2 separate regions of the Mus musculus genome follow, and region 1 is linked to region 2. Evidence: chromatin loops called from intact Hi-C (ENCODE). Cell type or tissue: gastrocnemius. All regions are shown on one strand.

Region 1 (8,000 bases), 780 kb after region 2:
ATGGAAGCTTGGAGCTCAGGCAGCCTTTGGGACAGTATCCCCTCAACAACAAGGCTGTCAGGCCTCATGGTCTTACCTTGAAATCCTGGAACTCCGGGCAGTCCCATATCTCCCTTTGAACCTGTGATCCCTGGAGAGCCGCCAATGCCCTAGGTACCAAAGGAAGTGTGAGCTGGACATGGCTCTAGACACCCAGTTTGTACCCTGCGTACCCTGTCAGGCAAAAAGCACTTCTGTGTTCTGCACAGGAGTTTGTGAGCTCAGGTGGGTCATACAATTCTTTAAACGACAGAACACGAGAAGATAACTGCAACACTGGTCCCCTGGTCTCTCTTTACTGGTCCATATACACAGCAGTTCCTTCGAGCTTGTAGCCGCTGTCCCCACCCACCAGCATGATGCCATGACACAGCCACAATACCATGGACAGTTGCCATGGAAACAAACCCAGTTCTATCAGGACCATACCACCCTTCTGGTCTCTTCATCGTCAAAGGGCAGTGAGTGTTCCTTAAAACCAGCCTCATGCCCCATCTGAATTATTATTTTAATTATGGAGAAAATATTTTAAAACACCTGAGCCTCTGCCAACTCTAGAAGACAATTCTCAGGCTGTGAAGAACTGCTCTTTACCAAGATACTGAATACTTGCACTGAATTTGTAAATGGGTTGTAAAGTCGGGCACTGAACTATAATCTGCAGCAGTATAGCATTTCCTGTTTAATGGCTCTATAAAATAGATTATAAAAGCACATGCAATACTTTCCTATGCTGATCCCAAAGGAAGGAACTGCTTTAAGGGCTGGGCGGTATCACACATGTGCACACATATAGAAACACATACACACACATATAATAATACTCTTGACCAAAAAGTTCCTTTTGAAAATCAATTCTACACTCAATCACTCACCGGCATGCCTTGGAATCCTGGGTCTCCCTTAGGGCCTGGAACCCCCGGAGCTCCTGGCCAACCTTGATTTCCCTTGTCACCTTTTGGCCCATTGATTCCTGGGAACCCTGGCGGCCCCATAGGTCCCGGATGCCCTAATGCAAAGAACAAAGACGCAGGGTTAGGGTGGTTGGTACTATAGTGGACTGTGTCACTGGGCTATGGTACAGTCACACTGCTATCAACTCTCTGCAACCATAACACCATGGCCTTGTAGAGTAACACAGGCCTCCAGGAAATCAAGGAAGGGTGCTCATACAAACAACAGACTCAGCACCCAAATGCTGGCACTGGCGGCCCAGGTCTGTCACCCCAGCTATACCAGAGACTGAAGCAGCAGGAGACCCAGTTCACTGGTATTAGGCTACAGAGTTACTGATTCAAGGCCAGTGGGGACAACTTTGTGAGAACCTGACTCAAAACAACAACATTAATAAAATGGCTGAGTGTGTAACTCAATAGTAAAATATTTGCCTAGCATACACAAAGCCTATGTTCCATCCCCAGTACCACTAAAATAAGTCAATAGTAAAGCCACGTGGTTATAAAGTCGGGGGCGTACAGCACCATTGAGGTGTTCATGTGAATGTCACAGTGTTGGCTTCCAAAATACTGAAGCCACAGTGTCCAGGGTCCTCCACAACCACAGGAGGCAAGCTCAGGGTGGCAAACATTCGAGCATTGCCCCAGTTAAAGCAAAAATCCAAATGGTATCTCTACTGCACCTCTCTCTGTAATCTTCTCTCATGCTGCTCTCTAAGTAATACCTCAACAGAAAGGAAACCACAGAGACCAGTTCAACAGAGACCCAAGCGCAGCTCTGAGTTGTTAACTTGAGCATGTGTCTGGTGAAAAGCCCTTACCTGGCAGGCCAGGTTGACCCTGAGGTCCTCGGTCTCCTTTGGGCCCCTCCACAGGGTGACCAGGAGTGCCAGGTAAGCCAGGTTGTCCTTGAGGGCCAGGAGGACCCATGAACCCTTGCTCGCCTTTGACTCCAGGAATTCCAGGACTTCCAGCTAGGCCAGGGAAACCCACTTCACCCTTGGAGCCTGCACAGGAGAGAGAGAGAGAGAGAGATGATGGTGACCAGAGGAGCAGAGTCCATAGAGATGCTACACTGCGGTGACAGCCAGAGATCTTATATGTGTATCTTAAATGTGTTTTGAAGTCTTCAAGCAACTATACTACTAAAACCAAGAGTAGGCTCATCCCAAGACATGGACAAAGCAAACTGTTACAAGGATGCAATGGGACCCTACTTAGGCTTCACAAGTGAATTATCAATACAGACAACAGGAAAGCTGTAAACCAGATACTCTATGGGAAGAAGCCAGGCTTGCATGAAACTTGTATAAGATACAGTATCATTCGTGGCTCCTAAATTAACATGGGTATTTGTTTGAGGGGCCTGAGGACTTCAGGATACAATATGGAGGATCAGAACCAGTGGGACAGCCATTGGGTGACAGCTGTGACACTACCCAGAATGCACTGTTTCTGTGGATGCATAGATGAGTCAAAACTTGAAGAACAACAGCACATTTTAAATATGTGCTGTCTATCATATGGTAATGTTAGCCCAATAAAGCTACTTTTAAAAAAATAATAAAGTAAGGGCTAGATAGCTGGCTCTGCAGTCAGGAGCACTCACTGCTCTTGCAGAGGACCCAAGCTCAGTTTCCAGTACCCCATGGCAGCTTACAACCTCCTACACACACACACACACACACACACACACACACATTCAAGCATATGCATTTAACTGATTAATTAAAAAGAAACTACAGAAGATTACCAGGGATGGGAACGCATGTTTACATGCTACTCAAAACGTAAGCAATAATGACATCATAAGGTATTTGGCAGGTACCACATATCACATCACGCGTGAATCAGATGGTGCAATCATCAGACATCTATCAGCCACTAGACACGGTCACTGCTTTGCTAAGGGGGACATGCTGAGTTCCGTGGACCACTCCACACAAAGGTGCGAAGCTGAGAGCGTTACCTTTGTCTCCTTTGGAGCCAGGGAAGCCGGGGAAGCCTCTTCCTGGAACACCTACAGGGTGAGGACAGAAAACAACAGTCTCTTACTCAGCTGCAGAGACAGTGGGAGGCCATGCCCCATGTGCCCTGACACCACGCAGCACTTAAAGAGTGCCCTGAGGAGTCCCGTGGAACCTGGGAGCAAAGCTACACCTCTGCAACTGTCTCATCATGCGTTCTCCTTGAAGACCTTTCTGTTTGGCTCATTAAGGTGCTGAGCAGAAATGATCTGCGCTAATGACACTCTTTCTCCTACAGAGGCAGGACAGAAGGCTCACCTTTCCCTGGGCACTAGGGCAGAAGGTAAACACAGCGAGGCCCTGACAGATGCTACCAATTCCCTTTGATTGCTGCTAGAATTGAGAGTGCTCCCTGGTGTCTTTATCATAAACATCGTTTTTTAAACTTTCTGTGTGGAAACTGGCAGCTATTGTGCAGACCCTACCCTTATAAGGCCCCGGGCAGCCTCAAATAGGAAATCCACCAGTCAAGCAGATACGTTTCTGGTACCCAGTGGACTGCCTTCATTGCAGCCTGGCTGTCTGGATCCCTTACAGTCTAAGGAAACTCTAATGGCTCTGGGTAGACCTCAGAACAGAGCAACTCAAAGCCCAGAGAATTCTAAAGGACCCTGAAGCCATCTTCACCCAGACTACAGAAGAAGCACCTCCCACTGGTGGCCCAGCAGAAAGGAAGGTTTGCGATTGGTGCAAACAACTATGACATACACCCCAGCACTATAAGAGGGAGCTTGGCTCCTGTCCCTAGTCTGCTGCCCCCTGGTGTTCAAAAAGAGGCTTTCTCTAAGTGGTCATTTTTTGCCCAGTCTTGTTTATCTGTGAAAGGCCTCACTATGGAAGGCCAGATTTCTTGGACACATTTGGCTCTTTATCACCAATAAAACAGACAAGAGGAGAGAACACAAGAGGAGACTGTGGCAACAGAGACCAGAGAGTGGCTGAAGAACTTCAGAGAGTTGCCAGGGCAAAAAAAGACAGCAGAAGCCGCAGAGAAAATAACCGTTGGAAAAGGCTTAAGATGAGAAAGGGCAGGCAGGCCCTTGTTGCTAGAATTCCAGGGACCTGCAGCACTTTAAGAGCCCAGTGTCCCAGACACTCTAGGCCTGACAGCTGTGCCACCAGCTACTGAGGGTCCCACACACCTTCAAGCACTCAGAGATACCATCTGATGCTGCTGGCTGCTGCCAATCACCACTGCATAAAGCCAAGGGTTCCAAAGGGACAGCAGCATAGGGAGATTCCTACTCTTGAGTTCTACTTGGCCAGAGTAAAAACACCCCAGTCAGTCCTGGGTAGTGGTGACTACGGCAGAGACACGCAGTCTGGCTTTTCTCAGATGACCATCTGACTGACTCTTCATCCCGTCGAGTGGGTGGAGCACAGAGAGCTGGGTAGTGGGCAGGAGAGTGGGCTTCACATAGCAGTGGGTAAACAGGAGGAGGAAGTGGAAAGGGCTTCTTATACATGATGTCTATAGAGAATGAGTAAGGGAACTGAAGAGCAGCCAGCGGTGATAGCAAGGAGCCCCTGCTGCTCCATTCCTGCCCAACACAGCTATAGCTAAAAACCTGCGGTCCTGCCACGACAGCTCTTCTATCAGTAACAGGAGCAGACACAGGAAGCAACAGTAACCACAAGACCCCCAGACCCTGGAAGACTAGGACTCCTTCCCAAACTGGGGAAAATGCTGGACAGAATTCTCTTGGCTGTTTGGTTTGGTTTTGTCACAGTGAACACAGGGGAAACAGAAAGGGAGGCATTCCTGCCCGGCAGCCCCGCATCTGTGTCTCTGGACCCACCCTCCAGGGAAGCGCTTCACTCACAGAAGGAATGAGCATCCCTCCCTGATCCAATCCCATCCCTCCAGTCCACATCTATATTTTCGGAGCCGCAAGGAACTCAGCACTGAGACCTCTGTGTTCGATCATCATGGCGCTGCAGTCTCTGAGGGAACAGCATGGCTTCTGCTGGGAAGCAGGAACAAGACTCACCTTGTTCACCCTTCTCTCCTGCCGACCCCGGGATTCCATCGCTGCCCGGCTCTCCCTTCTGGCCAGCTGGGCCTGTGGGGCCAGGAGTCCCAGGGAGACCTTGGGGAGAAAGATATGATCACTTGTGGACTGTCCTTAGCACCGTGGCGTCTGAGAAGTGGCCCCTTTCCCACATCAGAAAGAGCTGTTCCCTGCATCCCTGGTATCCCTGATGTCAGCTCTGATCCGTTCCAACAGGTTCTTTTCTGCTGCTAGGAACAGCATAGACCCCCACCCAATGCTTGCACAGAGAGGAGGGAGATATCTGAAATGCTCTTCTCACTACAAAAGCAGCTTGGAGATGCTGGCTTCATTTCCCAAAGACCTCAAACGCTTTACAGACTCTGCCTGTGGATCTGAAAGTGGAGGGATAAACCAGCTGGCCCTAGACCCCAGATAACATACTAGGGCCTGCTTCAGTGTGAAGAATTCTCCCATGAGGCTGAGACTACACTCCCCAACCCCCATGAAGCCTGGGCGCTCCTCATCTTTTCACCCAAGTGCCAGCAAAGGGTCCATCTCTACCTGCTTCTCCTTTGACACCAGGAACGCCATCCAGTCCTGGGAGGCCTTTATCCCCTTTCTCTCCAGGCAGGCCTGGGCTTCCTAAAGAGGAAATGAAAGTTCAGAAGTTGTATGCAGCTAGGTTTTCTTCACCTGTACCTTTCTGCCAGAGCTTGCCCAGCCCCCATACCTGGATGGCCGATGTTCCCCGGAGAACCTCTCGGGCCTGGGGACCCTGGCATCCCTGGGGTTCCGGCACTGCCTTTCTCTCCCTTCTCACCGGGGCTGCCTGGGAAGCCAGCAAGGCCCTGGTCTCCCTGTGAGGAAGAAGCAGACGTGTCACCTACAGGTCTGGAAGCACTTTCTAGGTAGCAGATTTCTAGGTAAGAGAGGCCGTGAGTATCAATCACACTGGAGAATCCCATTTGCTGGGCTTTCCAGAAAAGACATTCTCTCCATCTGCCAAGCTCCCCAGCCCGCCCCTCTTCTTCCTCCCTGTGATATGCGGCCACCCTCACCCTCTCAGAGAGATTCTAGAGTTTGCCCTTGGGAGAAAAGGCAGTGAACAGGAGGACATGACAGAGTTAGTCAGAGGGAGAGCTGTATCATAGTTGTGCTGAGATAGTTGGTAAGTGTCAGGGACATTGTCACGGGGCAGGAGATGATCACCTTGTCACCAGGCCGTCCCGGAATCCCAATGCCAGGTAGACCTGACTGCCCTTTCTCTCCTTTGGCTCCCTTCTCTCCAGGTGAGCCAGGGACACCCTGTGAGCCAGGGATGCCAGGCACACCTTTTTCTCCAGGCGAACCTAGTGACACAGACAATAGAACTTGGACTTAATGGCTGACGCTCAACACAAATCGCTCTGCTTATCAGTCTGCCACCAACACAGCCAGGGGTCCTCAGGCAAGCTAAGCTTCCCCCTGCCTTTGAAAGACCATCACTGTATAGGGAGAACACAGCTCTGCCGATGCGGAACCATCAGTTCCGAGGACTGTGAGGCAGTGTGAAGATTCACACGCCATATATGGACCTATGACACACAGACACAGGTATACCACCAGCAGCCTAGACTGTCATAGCAAGTCATTGGAATTCCTCCCAAAGACCTGAGAGGAGATAGGAAGGCAGGCTTCCAGTTTTGACTATCACTTCCCAGCCTGTGCTGAGAAACACCTCCCCAGCTAACCCACTTATCCATGGGTAGCTCAGACTTCACTTTCCAGTGTGCATCACTTATTCATTTTTAGCAATCATTACAGACACTATAGCCATTGTCAGCCAATGCCAATCAGTGTCAGTCGAAAGCCATCCACCCTAGATGAGAGACACGGCTGTCAGGCCCTGGATCTTCCAAGTGCTGCCCTGCGCACATCCCACCAGCCCCGTGCACACACAGTGTATGTTAGAGACTTTTGAGTCCACAGTCAGGTTACCTGGCAAGCCCATTCCTCCAACTGATCCTTTGGGTCCAGGGAGTCCAGGGGATCCTGGTGTCCCACTAAGGCCTGGGTCACCTTTAGGCCCTAGAATAACGGAGAAAAATCCCACAGGTAAACATCTGCGGAGAGCACTGAGAAGCAGGTTTCTTGACAACGACTGTGGCTATACTGTCCACACCTACCTGGCTGTCCGGGATGCCCTGCCTGCCCATCCTTCCCAGGTACTCCTGGTGTTCCAGGGTCTCCTCGGGAACCTTTATCACCAGTGGGTCCGATTTGTCCTGTAGGCCACAAAAAAACATAGTGAGCTTCCACATCTGCTTCGTAAGCAATTGCTGTAGAAAGCAGGATGATATGATGCCCCAGTGAGGCCTGCCTGTCTCTTCCACTCACCTTTCTCTCCCTGGTCTCCTTTCTGTCCCTTCATGCTCCCCATGTCCACATGCTCCATGGATCCTGGCATGCCAGGAAGCCCAACGTCACCTTTATCACCTTTGAAGCCAGGGTCGCCCCTGGGTCCTGAGGAGCCCGGAAGGCCATGGTCCCCTGTGGAGGAAATGGAAGCAAGCCCCCAGTGAGATCCAGACCCAGCTGTGTCTGGAGGGGACTCTTGCCAGCCAGTACCTGCAAAGTCAGGAAGGAACTAGAACATGGCAAGAGCTGACCATGGCGGCGAGAGTCTGAGCCACAGGGGAGGGGCATTGTGAAGCCTCCTTCTAAAGTTCATTATCTGCCAGCAATCGCAACACATGACTCTTAGATGGACTCCTCATGCCTCCTTCCCAGATGTCTTCCTCAACCTCTGTTCTCCATCACTCTCGAGTGTCCCCCAAATATAAACAAATGACAGACTGGAAAGTTTCTGCATCCCGACATCAACTTCCCTTTTTTGTGCCTTATGTTTACAGTCAGCGTTTTTTAAGAACAGGATTTTGGATCAATTTCAGAGAACAAAAAATAAAAATCTGGGCTTGCCCATGAAGTGGGTTCTACTAATGTGG
Region 2 (8,000 bases):
CTTGTGCCACTTCATACGTGTTTCTGCAAGTTCCTGGGACGTGGGCGTTATTTGCAAACTAGGCCCATTCTTACTTAGCCACTGGCTCTCCTGAGGGAGCCTCGCTCCTCCACAGCGTTCCCTCCTGGTGCCTACCTGCTTCCTCCACACTTAGAAGCACCGTTCACCCACACTCGGGTCATTTGCTCTGCTTGCACACTATGCTGTTGCCAGCTCTCCCCTTGTCTGTGACTTGGGTACCTAACCTGCTCCTGATTAGTTTCCTAGAGGAGCCCTTTGTCCTTGTGGTTGGTGTCCTCAGCTTTTTGGTATGCCTGCATTTGGTAATCGGCGCTTCGGTGTTTGCAAAGCAAAGGGAATCAATCAGCAACCTTAAAATTAAATGCTACTGGCAAGCAGGGATAATACATTAGTATACATTAAGCATCTTTCATGCAAATGTGACTTGCAAGGCCTGTTTCGACACCTGCCAGCTTCCTATATGAAGTTCACAGCACGCTGATGACCGTCTCCCCTCACGGAGAAGGGTTCAGATGAGGTGAGTCCCGTGTCTGCAGTGTGATGATATTCTGGTATTAGAATAACTGTCTACTTTCCGGAGACATCATGTGCTCCTGAGTCGCTTTGTAAACACCTGGGAACACAGTGTCCAGGTGATTTCCACTATGACAGAGATCAGGTACCAATGAGGTAACCTTTTACCACCAGCATTTGACTCCAAGCCAAGTCATAACACCACGTATTTATCCTAACAGGTATGTGAGCCAAGGCATGCGGGAAGATGTGTCTACAGCAGAGCATTCTCTGAACAAGGAGAGACTTGCAGCTCTGAAACATGCTCTGAATGTAATTGGCTTCAGCACCTTGGTGAGTCCCCTTATCAGGGCTTCACACGGAAAGCCAGCCGCTACCAGTTTATAGACTCACTTCTCCCAAACCGTTTCCTGAACCTCAGTGTAGCCCAAGGGTTGCTGCCAGCTCTGACAATGTTTCAGCAGAGAACGTGGTCTATATGGCCTCCTGGTGCTGACTGTCCAGCCTGGGCAGGAGACAAGGGAGCAGGATGAATGGGTGGTAGATCCCTGGAAGGCAGAGATACACGGATACAGTAACAAGGCATTGATGTTATCTCATTTGTTTGCCTATTTCTTTCTTCTTTCTTCTTCTTCTTCTTCTTCTTCTTCTTCTTCTTCTTCTTCTTCTTCTTCTTCTTCTCCTTCTTCTTCTTCTTCCTCTCTCTCTCTCTCTCTCTCTCTCTTCCTTTCTTTAATATATATGGGAGTTGTGCTTGCACATAGTGCCTGTGGATGACAGAAGAAGGTATTGGGTCCCTTGGAACTGGAGTTACATACAGTTTATAAGCTACCTTGTGGATACTGGGAATCAAACCCAGGTCTTCTCCAAGAGCACCCCCACTCCAAAATACTGAGCCCGCTCTCCAGAACCATCATTTTCAATAGAAATATAAGAAAAAAAAAACCTTTCACATACATATTTAGAATAAACCAGATAACTGTGTTGTCTGAACCATGAGAAAACTGGCTAAGCTGAAGAAACCATACTGTTAAAATGGTCACCCTGCAAACTAACATAATCACTTTACTTAAGTATCTTCTCTAGCAGGCTAGAGCAGGCAGGGAAATTTCTAGCCCTCTGCTGTGCCAGAGCAATTTCAAAGATAACAGAGAGGCCTGTGGTCAAGCCAGGCTGCCTAGGACTTATAGTCTGCTCTGGATACTGGGCACTTGTCATGTGACAAAGGAGGCTAAAGAAATGAACTTTTTGTTTGTTTGTTTATTTGTTTGTTTGTTTGTTTGTTTTCTGGGTTTTTTTGGGGAGGGTTGTTTGTTTTGTTTTGTGTTTTTCGAGACAGGGTTCTCTGTATAGCTCTGGCTGTCCTGGAACTCACTTTGTAAAACAGGCTGGCCTCGAACTCAGAAATCCACCTGCCTCTGCCTCCCAAGTGCTGGGATTAAAGGCGTGCACCACCACTGCCCGGCTTTGTCATGTGACAAAGGAGGCTAAAGAAATGAACTTTTTGTTTGTTTGTTTATTTGTTTGTTTGTTTGCTTTTTTGTATCTTAAAATATTAATTTGAATTTAAATAGCCATGTGGTTAGGGATTATTGCTCTGAATGGGTCTGGTCCTGAGAATTAGACATGAATGGTTAGGCCCCTGAGGATGTTCTTGGACGTCATTTCTGTTTTCCTGATGTGGTATCTCTTCTCCCTCAATATGGAAGTAATGTAGATTGGGCCAAATCCTCAGGGACAATGAGCAAGAGGTCACTGGGGACCCCAGCGAGCCCCGCAGCTCCATCCCAGATGTAGTCTGAAGTATGAGCTCCTTCTCCTTCCTTAGAAGTGTGTGTGTCATGCTTGCCCACAGTCTTGGGCAACGGGGGCTGGAGGAAGCATAAAAGACAATTGATAAATGGCTCACCCTAAGTGGATTCACTGAGACACTTTGTTCAAACAGGCCCCACACCTTTAAGAGCATGGAGTTCCACAGTGAGAGGCAGTCTGATGATGTCTTGTTCTTTTGACCCTGGTTATTCAATTTCTACATGTCTGTCTTTTTCTGGCCCTGCCCACTTGCATGCTCTGTATTAGCGCTGGCTTCCGTGATGTCTCTTTTCTTATCCTCACTCCCCAACCTGGAGTTTCTAGATCCTGTAGGGAACAGGAACACAGACAGGGGCAGGGCACCATTTTACCAAAATATCATCCACTTGGAAACGCCTTTCAAGTTCCACAATTGATCCTCAAAGGCAGGACAGGCAAAACACACCTGCTGACTGGCATAGCTGATGGAGACGGCAGTGCATTTACACAAACGGCCTGATGTCCATCCCTTCATCGTAAGCCTTTGAAGCAATGTGAAGAACAAAATCTGTTCCACTTTGGAGTGGTGGCCTTAGTCCATGACAATTCAAAGGATAGTATTTCTGGCCGATAAGGCCTTCAGAGCAAAATCTGCAAGGGCTTGTGTTTCTTAGAGCAAAACCTGCAAGGGCTTGTGGTTCTTTGAGACTACTTTGCAGAGAAGCCTCCATCTCTGCACCAACCATATCCAGTAGCAGGCAAGCTGACAAGGCAGGGGGACACCACTGCACCACTACAGACAAAAGCGGGACCCCAGAACTCCTCCTCCTTCCATGGGGAGTTTTCCTCTGATTCAGTTTCACTGCATTATATCGTGGGTTATAGTGAACACTCAAAGCTCTGTCTTCCTCACTGAATAAATCATACCCCCCCCCCCCGAGAACAGCACAGGCCCTCCTTGCCTGTGTAGAGGTGACTACCTTGCAGAGTCCAGTGGGAAATGCTGCCTTCTGTTAATTATGGAATGCTATACCTAAGAATTGCTTGAGATCAGTACCTCCAGGTGCTTACTTTATAAATGGGAAAGTGGCAATTCCCAGCTTCAGGTCCCACTCTTCCCTCAGTTCCAGGCTTCCAGACCAGGCCCTCCTCTCCTGTTCCCTGCACCCATGTGCAAGAACAGCTTGGGACAGTGGGGTGTTTCCTGCAAGTGATTGGACTACAATCACTATTTATATATATATATAATAATGATTATCCAGAACACACTGATTCATACCAGAACAGCAATTTAGGGCAACGCACATGGAGCTGAGATTTGATTTTGAGCAGTTTCTTGAATCTCCCACTGTGGGTCTGAAGAGTGGCAAGCCCAACCCCACCAGAATGCTCCCGGTTGCTTGGAGCTCCCACCTCTGAATTATTCTATCTGTTCTCTGTAAACACTTAGGAGGTGGAAAACCTATTCGTTATCCTATCGGCGATACTACACATCGGAGACATTCAGTTCACTGCACTAACAGAAGCTGACTCGGCCTTTGTCTCTGACCTCCAGCTTCTGGAACAAGGTCAGTGGAGCACCACCACCTTGATGGCAAAGTCGTTGGGGGTGCAGTTTCACAGTTTTGCCAGCAGATGGCGACACAGCACAGAATCCGGCTGGCTGCAACAATCACTAGCTGGTCTGAAGTCTTGGGGGGAGGGGAGAACCTCTTTCTTTTCTCGAAAGGGGGTGGTTGACAAACGTGCTTTCGTGGTCCCATTCTGCACAGGGGTATCATCATATACTTTAGATCATTTGATATTATTAGAATATTCTTTGCCCCAACCTGCTGTCCACACAGTATTTGGAGAGGAGTCGTTAGCTAAACATTATAAACTCACAATTACTTTCCTTTAAACACCATGTTCAAAAGCCCCTCTTGTTTGATATTGTTTTCATGGTCACATCTAGTTTTAAAAAAATATCCTCAAACCACGGGCTTCCAATAAATGGCCTATTTTCACCTGTTTCAAAGTTATTTTAATAAGGAATTTGGAAAAAAATAATCCAGCCCTATCTACAAGGGTGGTGAAGGGGAAAATATGTCCTTACTAAATCCAGACAGACACAAGATCCCACCAGTGTCTGGAGTACTAAGGCATTTCTCTAGATGAGTTTAAGCCAGAGAGTAGAAGTTGCTCTCCTTCTAACATGAAGTATGCACACAATGGACACAAATCGCAGTGTTCTTAGTGTTGAAATGCATGGTGCTTTCTTATTTACAGCTGTGTTTGATTTCAGTGGCAGGTATGTTGCAAGTGTCGACCGACGAGCTGGCATCCGCCCTAACAACTGATATTCAGTATTTTAAAGGTAAGTCCTTGTGCAACCTGACTTTTACCTTTGTACAGTCCCTGGGCTTCTTTGAAATGGGGAAATTAAACACAGCCTTGCCTGTCTCCACACGGGGGAAACTGTTTGCATGGACTGAGTGCCAGGAGAAAGCACTGAAAGGCTGCTGTATGGGAACCCTGCCATGCTCCCGGGAGATCATTCTGAGTAACTAGCCCCCTTCCTAATCAACCTGTCAGTTCAGAAAAACAAAGCCATCAATCTAAGAGGATGTATTCTCATAAAACATGGATCTTCATGGGGGAGGGGTGCGGCCTTCTCTCTGCCTTTCCCCGCTCAGAATGGGGGCTGTCATTTATTTGGTGTTTATGAGGGAATGGCATGGAGCCAAATGGTCCGAAGTTTGTCATTTCTGATCTCAAGAATGGTCAGGAGGCGGGCATAACTATTACTCTCCTCAGGGAGGAAAGTAGTCAGATTAAAAGGGGTTAATCACCAGAGATGCCAAGCCACTGGTAAAGAAGCTGTCTACCTTCACAGGGCGGCTTCAGCCCTCTGTGTATGCCTACTCCCTGTGGCACCCACTGGTGCAAGGCCGTGCTCCGTGCACAGGAGACTAGCACTCCTGCATGTGCTTCAGCTATCCACTGAAATGTCAGGATGGATGCCCTTCTTCAACCTTCCTCTTCATAGCTGTGAGGGCTGGCCTCCCCGGGCACTCTATGTCGAACTTACCAGCTGCTTCGTGGGTCTGGCTTGCAGGGATTTTGATGCTTGGCTAATGACCCCTACTGCTTAGAATCCCCCCTTCCATGCTAATCAACATACTGAGTTTTCCCATGATCCATCCAGCTGTTCCCCAGGTTCTGCTGGCTCCCCTTACCCCTCACCCTTCTCTACCAAGTAGGTTGGGTCCCTCTGACCTCTCAAAGAGCTTCCCTCCTCACAGCCCTCCATTTCCTGTCCAGCATCACAGCAGCAGCTTCTGTTGGTGTTTTCTTTCCTCTGGAAGTCGCTCACCTCCACGGGAATGAAATGGAAGTGTGCTTCTCACCTGCGCGCAACAGTCTTTCCAAGACACCACTTTTCTTAGAGAATGCTCCTCCCTATAGGACAGACTTCCAGGCCCCCTTAGCCATTCTTAGCCATGTCTCCATCTACGTCTCTGCTCCCACCTATGTCAAGTGCCTGGAGTTCTCAAGATGCTGCTGGTCTTTCTGAAGACATGTTCTTAGTCGGGGTTCTGTTGCTGTAACAAAACACCATGACCCAAAAGCAAGCCAGGGAGGAAAGGGTTAATTGTGCCTACACTTCTGAGAAGGAGGTCAGGACAGGAACTCAAGAGGGTCAGGAGACTTGAGACAGGAGCTGATACAGAGGCCATAGAGGGATGCTGCTTGCTGTCTTGCTTCGAATGGCTTGCTCAACCTGCTTTCTTAGAGAAACTAGGACCACAGCCCAGGGATGAGACCACCATGGGTTGGGTCCTCCCCGAATTGAGCATTATATGAGAAAATGCCTTACAGCTGGATCTCATGGAGGCATTTCGTCAACTGAGTCTCCTTCTTCTCCGATGACTCTAGCTTGTGTCCAGTTGACACACAAAACCAGCCAGTGCACATGTTAAATTCCGCTGGTCACTCACCATCCGGTTCCCTCAACACATCCCACCCAACCTCCTCTCACCACATTGCCCACCCTTCAGAGCTCCTCAACCACGTGAACCCGGAACTTTCGTGGTGACATCTGGAAGGCTGCACTTGTCCCCTGCCTTAGTGGGCTTTACCGCACCCATGGTTTTGACCGTGCTCTTTCAATTTAGTGAAGTTCTATCTTGTCTCAGTGGTGGCTCCCCTCTCTTTCCTTTCCCTCCAGCCAACTGAGGGACTCTCCCATCCCTGCCATCTGCTCAGCCTTAAGGACTGAGACTTAAGGACACGCCCTGCTGGCCAAGGCCACAGGCGAGCATTCTTGAGCCCGGCATTCACACACTGTCTCATCCAGCAGTACTGTACTGGATCTGCCTGCATCCCAGGTCACCCTAACTCTCTATCCTGAGTCCCTTCACTGGCCTTCCATTCTGGAACTTCTCCTCTCTCAGGATTCCCATGGCTCCACTTGAGAGTGACAGGGGCTTCTTCCCGAAGGCCCTGTTTTGTCCCCTGGACCCACAGGCACATTCTGATTGATTTGACCATTACTCTCCAGACAGGCAAGTGTTCAAATGCCCTGGGCCAGCTCAGTGCCCAACCAGTGAGCTATTATCCGAAAGCTCACTCACAGGACCCTGAGCTAGCTCTCCAACTGAGAGGAGGTGGCTCAGTTGCAGAGAGGTGCAGAGGTATGCGTAGAAGCCTTAGTAAGAAGTCAAGGTACACGACACTTCAGATGTCGATAACTGTCAGGCACCACCTTTCGGGGCCCTTTCTGGACATGGCGGACATCATAGAGTGTGAGTGGGACATAGACAGTTGTGTTGGCTTCTAACAAGGAGACCATTGTCCACAATTCTCCTCTTCCTTTCACTATTCCAGGAGATGTGATAATACGTCGACACACTATCCAGATGGCTGCGTTTTACCGCGACCTCCTGGCCAAGTCACTGTACAGTCGTTTGTTTGGCTTTCTGATAAACACTGTGAATTGCTGCCTCCAGAATCAAGATGAATATAAAAGGTAGGAACAGTGGATGCTTGCATCTATGTTTCGATGTCACACATAATTCAGGAGGTCTGGACACTGAGCCTTTGGTTACCCTGTCACAGCCCCCCTCAGTAGCTGTTAATGTTGATTGCAATGCCACACACAACTCAGGATTACAGGTGCTGGGCCCTGGGTTATCCAGCTGCATGCAATTCAGGTGCTGTGGATGGTGGCCCAAGTGTTACTCTGCTTTAGCCCCACCCTGGAGAGAGGCTTTACCTTACAGCATTGCCCAGGGCTGGCTTCATTCATGCTTCATTTTAGCAAGCTAACCTCTCTGGAAGGTATCAGTAATTATGCTTTAGAACTATAAGCCCCGCCCCACCTTGCCACCCACCAGCACTGAGGGATGAATCAAACTGTCTCTCATGCATAGATATGCAAATGTGTTCTCTCTAGAATGAAGGTATAGATGTGGCCTTTTGTGCACGAGAAGAATAGAAATTTCATGACTCTAGGAACAAGACAGTCTAAGAATATCTAAAGCTCAGGGGTTGGTGAAAGCCCACGTGTGTCTCTTTCAGAGCCAGTTTGATGATGTGTATGACTCTGCCTTGAGATTCCTCACCTGCTTCACGCGTTGTTTGACAAAGGGTCTCTGTGGTAATCCTCTTGGCTCATACCCTTAATCATCTCT

The links. Peaks named below come from ENCODE experiments on the same cell type or tissue, not always from the same donor. Only the 100,000 strongest peaks of a DNase experiment are listed, where the experiment ranks them.
Region 1: a loop joins it to region 2, with 7 times the contacts of the local background. A loop is called at or near these places in 4 of 42 quality-filtered maps.

What each region holds. Positions count from the first base shown.
Region 1 is chr8:11,211,688-11,219,687 of GRCm38, forward strand. It overlaps Col4a1 (collagen, type IV, alpha 1), which reads right to left. Exons shown (of 52, transcript NM_009931.2): 34 at 7,393-7,545; 35 at 7,182-7,280; 36 at 6,994-7,083; 37 at 6,226-6,365; 38 at 5,747-5,873; 39 at 5,578-5,658; 40 at 5,014-5,112; 41 at 2,965-3,015; 42 at 1,817-2,002; 43 at 915-1,048; 44 at 77-149. Among named protein-coding and RNA genes, the nearest start is that of Gm15418, 28 kb to the left of the region's middle. In gastrocnemius, a CTCF peak has its summit at 3,791 (motif pointing left); a DNase peak (open chromatin) is centred at 3,757; H3K27ac peaks cover 354 bases.
Region 2 is chr8:10,435,024-10,443,023 of GRCm38, forward strand. It overlaps Myo16 (myosin XVI), which reads left to right. Exons shown (of 35, transcript NM_001319151.1): 17 at 756-867; 18 at 3,776-3,893; 19 at 4,610-4,681; 20 at 7,195-7,336. Among named protein-coding and RNA genes, the nearest start is that of Gm51561, 8.8 kb to the left of the region's middle. In gastrocnemius, no CTCF peak of the experiment used is centred here; DNase peaks (open chromatin) are centred at 3,958 and 4,849.